Linked DNA regions of Homo sapiens: region 1 is linked to region 2. A link is an interaction called in ENCODE POLR2A ChIA-PET data of the cell type or tissue named here. Cell type or tissue: PC-9. All regions are shown on one strand. Each heading gives the region's core, and the rest is flanking DNA. Links, peaks and the distances in the headings are about the cores only.

What was found. ChIA-PET counts read pairs that join two places held together with the same protein. Peaks named below come from ENCODE experiments on the same cell type or tissue, not always from the same donor. Only the 100,000 strongest peaks of a DNase experiment are listed, where the experiment ranks them.
Region 1: POLR2A ChIA-PET joins it to region 2 with 16 read pairs; 4 of 35 experiments call an interaction of 5 or more read pairs at or near these places.

Annotation. Positions count from the first base shown.
Region 1 is chr7:140,454,000-140,459,375 of GRCh38, forward strand. It overlaps MKRN1 (makorin ring finger protein 1), which reads right to left. Exons shown (of 8, transcript NM_013446.4): 4 at 5,008-5,234; 5 at 2,653-2,867; 6 at 1,791-1,901; 7 at 1,096-1,234; 8 at 1-730. The coding sequence ends at 518. Among named protein-coding and RNA genes, the nearest start is that of MKRN1, 23 kb to the right of the region's middle. RefSeq lists an enhancer at 2,458-3,311. In PC-9, for the core only: no CTCF peak of the experiment used is centred there; no DNase peak of the experiment used is centred there.
Region 2 is chr7:140,665,296-140,670,671 of GRCh38, forward strand. It overlaps LOC105375535 (a long non-coding RNA gene), which reads left to right. Exons shown (of 6, transcript XR_928047.3): 6 at 1,278-1,333. Among named protein-coding and RNA genes, the nearest start is that of ADCK2, 5.0 kb to the right of the region's middle. In PC-9, for the core only: no CTCF peak of the experiment used is centred there; a DNase peak (open chromatin) is centred at 2,386.

The DNA of each region.
Region 1 (5,376 bases), core at 243-5,242, 210 kb before region 2:
CACGTGGTAGGGATTACAGGGTAGGGAACAGATATAAAAACACAGATGTGCAGATTTCACCAGAAACCTCAAGGATCCACATCCCATGTCTGGGGCAGAGGGCTATTGGCCAGCTTAGGTCCCTTCACCCATCACTCCTATTCTTGGACCCCAAAGCAGGGCCACTGCTTTTACTTTTGAACCTGGGGTCCTCAAAATGAGTGTGTGAAAAGTCCATAAATGCAATCTGGTTGAAAACAGATGACGCAACACACCTACACTAACTGTCTGACAGTTAAATTCGTGTTACAAAAAACTAACTTTAAGATTTATTTTTGTAACTTTTTTCAACAGGGAAAACAACACACTCCTCAGGGAAAGGTGAGGGGTTGAGAAGACAGGCCCTGGGTAAAAATTCTTAGGACAGCACCTGGAGTTGAGAGGCCTGCCTAGGAGAGAACACAGGCACTGCCACACCACCACAGGGGACAGCTGCTGTCTGAGGTCAGCAGACCAGTTCACACGCCACGCAAGGTTGCTATAGATCCAAGTCATAAAAATCTTCCAGCTCATCATGAAACAAGTCCCACTCATCTTCAGAGTCTGTTAGTTCGTCGTCCCCACCTGCAGCCAAAAGCATAAGCAACATCTCGCCCAGCTCAAAGGTGACAACCTCTTCTTCATCGTTGTCAAAGGGGTTGCTGTTCTCTCTTTCCTCAATGAGTTCCCAGAAGTGGTTCCTTCGTTGGGCCTGTAAAAAACAAGGCCATGATAGGGATGGCACTGTCGAGCAGTATCTTCTATCCTGTTGTTTATAAGGCAAAACGTCCAGCACACCAGAGGGCATGACGAACCAGACTTCTTAGTTAGGGTTTCCATTTACCACTTCCTCCCCTCTGGTTACTTCATGGAAATCGTTTAGGCTAGAGCTTTAACACACATTTTTTCTTCCTTTCCTATCCCTCCCAGTTTTCTGAGGTTTGTTTCCTCCTTTAATACTCTACACTTTCGCTCCCAGACCTGAGCGTTAACCTTCTCCTTCCCCTACCCCAATATGTGCAGGACTCAACTGATACCTTGGAATTTCCCCTCCTTTAAAAAAACAGTGAGAGTTACCCGGTATCTGCTTGATGTTCCCACTTTCTGTCTCTGTGGCTCCTCTCTACGGCCATCAGGGTACGCATGCTTGTAAAAACAGTTCCCTCCAAATGGGCAGCTCCCACGTCCTTCATCAAAATACCTGCACGCCTTGTTGCTGGAAAGGAAAATATCGCAACCCTTATTCACAGTGGATTTCAGGTCTGTATTTGACTATCATCCGGGGTTTCTTTAAACAGGTAGGGATAGAACCAGTATGTCAGCTTACAGCCCTCCCCAAGATGTGTTCTTATAAACATGTGTGTGCCAATGCAAGAAACACTAACTAGAAACCGGTAACTCTGTTCAAGTCTATGCTGGTTAATAGCTCTAGTACAAGCAGATGCCATAGAGAGAAAATCTTCTAGAAAGCCAACACATGAGAACATAGGACAGCTATGACACGGATTCAGAATAAGGTAGAACCCCACTCATGGGGCCTTACTTGTCAACAGTAGAGACCTCTTTATAACACAGTCCCTTGGCATGGACCCCAAGGACTGTGTTATAGCAAGATATATACTGGATGTTATCAGGGTGACAAAATAAACTGTCCTGGGAAGTCAAAGAAGGGTAGGAAGGAGGTAGGAGTGTATAATGCAGCACCATTCTTTTCAAAGTGAACCCAAGCTCTGTTGGGCTCTTCGCTTGAGAAAAGGCTGCAGTGCTCATACCTCATTGCCTCCTTGTATTTCAGAATGAGTTTCTGCTTCTCTTCTTTCTCCTCCACCCAGTACTCACTTGGAATGACAAAGTTAGATGTGATCCGGCATTCTGGGCAGGACCTGGGAAACAATGAACAGGCTGCAATGCAAATTCCCCTTTTACAGGCCCACTCTTCAAGGACACACCCTGGTGTGTCGCCTCCAGACTTAAAGACTTAACTGAAAGGCACGTGGGCATTTCCTGAAAGGGTTCCACATACTGTCACACAACTGACCATTTCTTTCAAGCAAGGCAACCTCCTTTATAAATCCAACTCAAGGGCTAGCCAGTTCTTTTTTTTTTTTTTTGAAAAATATAACTTAGGTAAAAAACAAAAACAAAAGAAGACATTTCACACAGACTCCTTTTTCTTTCGTTTAAATAAATTTATTTCTTGTAGCTTTGCTCTGTTTAGATTATGTGGTTTTTGTTCAGTTATGAGAACAATCTTTAAAGGATGGTGGATTGTTGGCTAGCTTAATGAATGGAATAGGAAAGTGGAAATGTAAAACGTCAGGAAACATACATTCAGAGCTAGATCAGTTTGTTCACTGAGCCTAAACTGGCTAATAATCCATTAAACACAATCTCCTCAGAAAAAGCACGAAGATTCTAACTGATACACAGGGTTTCCTCATTCAAATAAAAGTAGATAGACCAACTAACCTAGAAGCTAGCTGAAATACAAAGAAGAAATCCCCATTAGAATATCCCAGTTTCAAGATAAAATGCATGCATTTAAATGCGGTCCATCTGGTTGAAAGTTGGCACAAGTTACTAAATTCTTCCCCAAAAGAGAAAGCACAAATGAAGACTGGGGAGGAGTCTCACTTTATGATCTTGCTCTCAAATTGCTTAGCACTCCTCCACTTGCGAATGCACTTGAGACAGTAGGTGTGGTTGCAGTTGGAGAGGATCCCGAAGCGGCGCTCACTGGGGTTGGCTTTCTCATAGACCACCTCCATGCAGATCCCACACACCATGTCCTTGCTGCGCTGCACGGCAAATGAGAGCTCCATGTCCTTCTCATGGGCCTCAATGCACGACTAGAGAAGGTGGAGAGAGAACAAGTGGAATCCAGTCATTGAACCCTGAAAAACTTGAGCAACAGTTAATGATTCACAGTCAAAGAATCAAATAGTCAACTGAAAAAACAATGTTCCCAAGCTGACACGAAAATTAGCTTTGCTGACAAGTAAACACAGGTGTGGTGTTTTTTTTTTGTTTGTTTGTTTTTGCGGTGGTACTTAACAATACTAGAAAATCAAACTATGAGGACTCAACTTCGGGAACTGAAAAATTACCCAATTTTCTCTACCCCAAACCTGGAGCTCAACTACATTAAAGACGGTTTTCCATACTGTTTGTTATTTCTGGTTTCTACATGAGGTTAAGACCCTAGTTAAAACCTGTCGGAAAATAAGGGTGACAGGCACGTAAACTCTCTTATGCCTTTAAAGAAAAACAACTTCATCGAGATTTTTCAACTACTCAGCTTGATAGACTGATGCACACTTAGGTTAGGTTAGATTAGCCCACTTTGGGGCTATTATAAATAATGCTGCCAAGAACATTCATGTACCAATTTTTGTGTGGACATCATATTTTAACTTATAAAAAACATGATTATAGGAAACATAAAAATGCAGAAAACTCCCAGCACTTTGGAAGGCCAAGGTTGGGTGGATCACATGAGGCCTGGAGTTCGAGACCAGCCTGGTCAACATGGCGAAACCCCATCTCTACTAAAAATACAAAACTGAGGCAGGCGTGGTGGTGCATGCCTGTAGTCCCAGCTATTCGGGAGGCAGAGGCTGCAGTGAGCCGAGACTGCACTGCTACACTCCAGCCTGGGGGACAAAGCAAGACTCTGTCTCAAAAAAAAATAAAAATAAAAAAAATAACACTGCAGAAGAGCAATGTCATCCATAATCTCACATCATCACTAAACATGTCTTTTCCTAAACCTTTAAAAGAAAAAACATATATACATATATTCAGAGGTAGGTTCTACTACCTCAATATATAGATATAACGTATAGAGATTTATCCTGCCTAAATTCACAAAAGTACGCTGAAGATAGGGATCAAATTATGTCTACCTTATAACATGCCTCACACCCTAAAACCACATTTAAAAAGATGGAAATTTAAAAGAGATGGAAATGATTAGAAGCAAACTTTGCTCCAATAAAGTTAAAGTTTCTAACACAATGTCTTCTGAACCTACCCTGGCTCCCATACACTGCTGCTGGAAATGTAAAATCCTGCAGCCACTGTGGAAAAGTATGGCAGTTCATCAAAACGTAAAGCAGAGTTCCTATGTAACCCAGCAATTCCACTCCTAGGTAACGGAAAACATATCTTCACAGAAAAACCTATATACAAATGTTCCTAGCAGCCTTATTCATAATAGCCAAAAACTGGAAATGATCTAAGTGTCCATCAACTCATGAATGGAAAAACAAATGTGGTCTAGCCATACAAAGACAATAATTCAGCCATCAAAACTAAGAACGGCTACACGCAACCACACAAAGAACCTTGAAAACACTATGTTAAGTGAAAGAAGTGAAGTCAATCACAAAGGACCACATTACAGGATTCCATTTACATGAAATGTCCACAATAGGCCAATCCAGAGACAAAGCAGATTCGTTATTGCCAGGAGCTGGAGGAAGGCTGGAATAAAGAGTGACTGCTAATGGGTGTAGGATGATCAAATTATCCTAAAATTAGTAAAATGGTAATGGTTGCACATCTCTGTAAATATACTAAAAACCAATGAAATGTGCATTTTCAAAAGATTAAACATATTCAATGTGAATCTCAGAAACATTATTTTTTAAAAGAGGAAAAAAATGTTAGAAGTCTATAGTCTGAGTTTCTGGAAGTAGGACTTCTTTTTTTCTTTTGCCTCAACCTCCTGGGCTTGAGCGATCCTCTTGCCTCAGCCTAACAAGTAGCTGGGACTATAGACACATGCCTCCATGCCCAGTTAATTTTGTTCACTGGAAATATGACTTCTTGATAAAGCATCCAAGAAGCCCAAGAAAGGAAAACTTCCCTACTCACTGATAACCATTCAATTCATCAAATGTTTCTCTGAAATAAACCCACAATGCTGTGAAAGGGCAAATAATGATTCTCACATCTAATAACACACACATCTCCCTAAAGACTTACTTTGATATGCTGCGATCTCTGGGCAGCATCCATTGGATGCAGGACCTGCAGCCCACACATGTCACAAGAATCTCCGTGGAGATACACACAGTTCTCCCCGTATCGGCACTCTCCCACTGCAGCATAGGGGCACAGCTGCTTCTTTGTCTCCACGGCGGTTTGCTCTTTCTCTGATTCTTCCTTGGTCACTGAGCCCTGCAGGGGTGCTTCAGTGCAGGAAGGCGCAGCTGAAAATGTGTAAGAGGGTGGTAAAGGTCCAAATAGATAAGGCATGAACTATAAGAGAACTGAGAATCTAACCGCAAAAAATGAAAATAAAACTGCAATGAAATACCAAAACAGTCTACTGAACTAACTTCTTCACTTGAA
Region 2 (5,376 bases), core at 284-5,283:
GACCTACAAAGAGACTTAGACTCCCATACAGTAATAATGGGAGACTTTAACACCCCACTGTCAACATTAGACAGATCCATGAGACAGAAAGTTAACAAGGATATCCAGGAACTGAACTCAGCTCTGCACCAAGCAGACCTAATAGACATCTACAGAACTCTCCACCCCAAATCAACAGAATATACATTCTTTTCAGCACCACACCACACCTACTCCAATATTGACCACATAGTTGGAAGTAAAGCACTCCTCAGCAAATGTAAAAGAACAGAAATTATAACAAACTGTCTCTCAGACCATAGCGCAATCAAACTAGAACTCAGGATTAAGAAACTCACTCAAAATCGCTCAACTACATGGAAACTGAACAACCTGCTCCTGAATGACTGACTACTGGGTACATAACGAAATGAAGGCAGAAATAAAGATGTTCTTTGAAACCAACGAGAACAAAGACACAACATACCAGAATCTCTGGGACGCATTTAAAGCAGTGTGTAGAGGGAAATTTATAGAACTAAATGCCCACAAGAGAAAGCAGGAAAGATGTAAAATTGACACCCTAACATCACAATTAAAAGAACTAGAGAAGCAAGAGCAAACACATTCAAAAGCAACTTAAAGTATAATTAAAAAAAAGAAAAAAACACATTCAAAAGCTAGCAGAAGGCAAGAAATAACTAAGATCAGAGCAGAACTGAAGGAGATAGAGACATAAAAAACCCTTCAAAAAATCAATGAATCCAGGAGGTGGTTTTTTGAAAAGATCAACAAAATTGATAGACCGCTAGCAAGACTGTTAAAACTAAAATGGAAGTTACACACAGCCTATTGGCCACAAAGTTTAGGAAAAGTAGAACGCATGAACCGGACACTCAAGCAGCTACTGAAGAAATATTGCCAAGAAACTCATCTAAGATGGGATCAGGTCTTGCCTATGGTCCTCCTCCGAGTCAGGTGCACCCCCACCAAACAAACTGGGTATTCACCCTGTGAAATTTTGTTCGGTGGGCCTCCCCCAATCATAAGTCAAATAAAAGGTACTCTCCGGGAACTAGAGAAATTAACTTTAAGAAAGCAAATGCAGGCGTTAGAAATAGCCATGCAAGAGGTTCATGGCTGGGTACGAGAAAGAATGCCTATAAGGCTGACAGGCCCAGTACACCCCTTTAAACCTGGAGACTCTGTTTGGGTTAAAAAGTGGAATCCAACTTCTCTAGGACCCATATGGGATGGGCCCTATACTGTAATCTTGTCCACTCCCACTGCTGTTAAAGTTGCAGGTGTTTTACCTTGGATCCACCACAGTTGGCTAAAACCGGCAGCTCAGGACAAGTGGACCAGTCAGCAGGACCCAGATCACCCAACCTGGTTGATCCTGAGATGAGACCAAGCTGCTGCTAAAGATGACTGCCCTGCTCTGGTCACTCCGGAAGCTGACTACTCTACCCACGGCTGAAGCTTGAGGACTCATCAAGCAAGTAAATGTGGTTAGAAATCTTAGAGCTAGTAGCTTTCCTTGTAATACTAACTGTTTTCCTGTTGTTCTGTCGCTGTGCCCAATCTCCTCCCCCAGGTAAAGACCTCTTCTATCCTTGCTGAATATAAATATGCTGTACATTGTTTTGCTGTTGTTACCCCCCCTAACTATGCTAGAAGAAGCACCTATAGAAGGATGTCCCCACTGTACACATACTACCTGGTCAGGGAACAGTATAACTAAAACTCTATTGTGCCATACTTATTATGAGTGTACAAGGACTCGCTTAGGAACTTGTATTTATAATCAGACCTCCTACTCAATTTGTGACCCAGGAAATAACCAACCTTATGTATGTTATGACACCAAGTTTTCACCTGGTAAATGGTTTGAAATCCATGCAGGGTCAAAGGACTGTTCCCTCTTAAACCAAACCAAGGTCCCTCCCTTTTACCTAGGGCCTATTTCTCTATATTTTGATGCTTGTCAGGTAGCATACCTAGACTCACCCGTCTGTCGTAACCTACCTTTAAAAAGAGACTATAAAAATGACTACAAATATGTATGCAAGTCACCTCGTCCCCCTGGGACCCCAGAAAAAGATTGTCAGTATTGCATATCGTGGCACCCTAGCACACAACAAAGGCCAATTATGCTTACCAAAATGATGGTAAAACCAGATTGTAAAACAAAAACCTGTGATCCTATAAATTTCACCATTCTAAGGCCAAACCTACCCATGTGGACTGCAGGTTACCCCACACATGTCTACATACACACATACCCAGCAACCTACCTATATGTTATCAAAAAGGAAACCCGGACCCATCTGGCCCAGCAACAATTCTGAGTCTTTAAATCATTCTATAAGCATGTAGACTAAAAGTTACCAGAGCCTCCTCCTTTAACCAAAAACCTGTTTGCTCAGCTGGCTGAAAACATTGCTGGCAGCCTAGGCATTTCCTCATGTTATGTTTGTGGAGGAACTAACATGGGAGACCAATGGCCTTAGGAAGCAAAAAAGTTAATGCCACAAAATTATTTTACTCTGACCCTGAACTGACACCCATAAGTTCAAGCATCTGGCTCCTAAAAACTTCTATTACAGAAAGATACTCTGTTGCTCACTGGGGAAAGGCTTTTACAGACCCAGTAGGAGAACTAACCTGCTTAGGACAGCAATATTATAATGAAACACTACGGAAAACTTTGTGGCAGGGCAAAGATAACTCCAAATCACCTCATCCAAATCCATTCTCCCATTTCTCTTCTCTAAACCATACCTAGTATCGGCATAAAGCTCCAAATACCTGGCAAGCACCCTCTGGTCTCCGCTGGATCTGTGGGCCATGGGCCTACCAACAGTTGCCAGCCAAATGGACAGGGGCTTGTGTACTTGGAACAATTAGGCCATCTTTCTTCTTACTCCCACTGCAACAAGGAAAAACTTTAGGGTGTCCTGTCTATAATAAAATTTTAAACAAAACACAAAAGAAATAGAGACATAAAAAAAGACACAAAAATAGAAAATTAAAAAGACACAGATTGGCTCCCTGAAAGAATAATTCAGTACTATGGGCCAGCTAGGCACAAGATGGGTCGTTGGGATACCGTACCCCAATTTACATGCTTAACCACATCACAAGGTTGCAGGCAGTACTTAAAATCATCACTAATGAAACAGCAAACGCATTGGATTTACTGCCCAGCAAGCCACAAAAATAAAAAATGCCATCTACCAAAAGAGTTTAGCTTTAAACTACCTCCTAGCCCAGGAAGGAGAAGTATGAAAAAAGTTTAATCTAACTAATTACTGCCTAAAAATTAATAACAACGGGAAAGCTATGATGAAAATAACTGCAAAAACAAAAAAATTAGCCCATGTTCCAGTCCAAACTTGGAAGGGGTGGACTTCTAATTCCTTCTTTGAAGGCTGGTTTTCTGTCTTCGGTGGATTCAAAACCTTAATAGGAGTAGTTCTAGCCATACTAGGAATTTGTTTAATACTCCCTTGCCTCTTACCCCTCCTTATTAAAAGCATCCAATCAACTATAAAAGCCATTGTAACTAGGCAAACTACCACTCAGCTAATGGCTCTGTGAATATCAGCCTGTGCCTAAAAAAGAAGATCTGCTCTTTCATAAAAAATCAAATAATAGGGATGCTTTCTATTAAAATCTTGTTTATAAAAAAAGCATCAAAGGGGAAACTGAGGCAGAAATTTAAGGAAAAATAAATACTGCATTTATTCACTCCAAGAAAAGTAAGGGTTAAGTAAGAAACACAAGTTTTCCTCTACTGCAAGCAAGGCTGTAGACAGGTTGTAGTGACCTAGCCTGCAAAAATGAGCTCCAGACACCCCTGAGCAAGGTTAAAAGAAAAAAAACAAATTCCTTTACTGTCTCTCCTGTACTGAACTATTAGTTATGACTATGTTTGCCAATGCTTATATTTAGTAAAATTTATAAATTCCTGTTTTTCTTTCAACGTAGCTGGAAGGTCACTAGCTATACAAGGCCACAAGTTATGCCAAGTCAACAGTTATGCCATAAATTACATGACTTGTAATTTATGTAATTACCGCCTTTGTTTTGCTCTTGTATACTAGCCTATATAAGCTAAACTCTGTCTTTGTTTGGGGCTCAGGTTTTTAAATGTGAATCCACTGAGCCAGTGCGTACCTTAAAATAAATATCCTCCTATATTCACCCATACTTGTCTCTCTAGTCCTCTGCGTCCCCCAACAATATAAATGACAATATTTGCTACCATTTATTGCATCATGGTGCTAAGCACATCACAGACAGCTGGCTTACTCCTTACCACAGCCTTCAGTGATTACAGATGGGGAACACAGGCTCAGAGAGGTTAAGTAACTAGGAATTGAGGCCAGACCTATTTAGCTCCATAATTTGCCATTCTTAACTACTGTTAGATATGCTAATTCCCAGAATCATAAATGCACATCTGGAGGACTTTTTTTTTTTTGAGATGGAGTTTCACTCTTGTTACCCAGGCTGGAGTGCAATGGCGTGATCTCAGCTCACTGTAACTTCTGCCTCCTGGGTTCAAGCAATTCTCCTGCCTCAGCCTCCTGAGTAGCTGGGATTACAGGAATACATCACCACGCCCGGCTAATTTTGTATTTTTAGTAGAGACAGGGTTTCTCCATGTTGGTCAGGCTGGTCCCGAACTCCTGACCTCAGGTGATCCGCCCGCCTCAGCCTCCCAAAGTGCTGGGATTACACATGAGCCACTGGGCCAAGCCTAAGCCACCACGCCCAGCCCCTGAGCCACCTCGCCCAGCCCCTGAGCCACCTCGCCCAGCCTGAGCCGCTGAGCCCAGCCTAGAGCTTTTAGTTGAATTTGGATAGCTTTCATTAAATTCCCCCCCAGCATTTTGCTTAAGGAGAAACAAAGGTCCAGAAAGACGTACCTGGAATCATATTGTTTTGTTGTTGTTGTTGTTGTTGTTTTTGTGCTTTGAAGAGAGCGGTACTAGAATCATATTGTTACCTCCTAATTAGGGGGCTAGAACCTAGGGCCCCTGGTTTCAAATTAAGTCCTCAATTAGCCCTTTGATGAATCAGAGACACACAAGAATATTCTATACATCTTTTTTTTTTTCCTCCTAGATTGAGTGGGTAAATAAATCAGGAGGAAGTTAGGGAAGGGGGCAATTAATGGCTGGTGCTATTGCAAGCTAGTGGTGGTAGGTTTGACTTCTGGGGAGTGGATTGTTAGTTATCAAGGCAAGAGGAGCCACTGGTCACCCTCCCCCGCATTCCTGTCTGTAGCCTAGGTCCCACAGTTTGGGAACCTCCTTAAGGGATGGCTGTCACACTTCCAGCAGTGGGAACCGGGTGCATAGGCCTGTTCTTGCTTCTCTTTCCTTA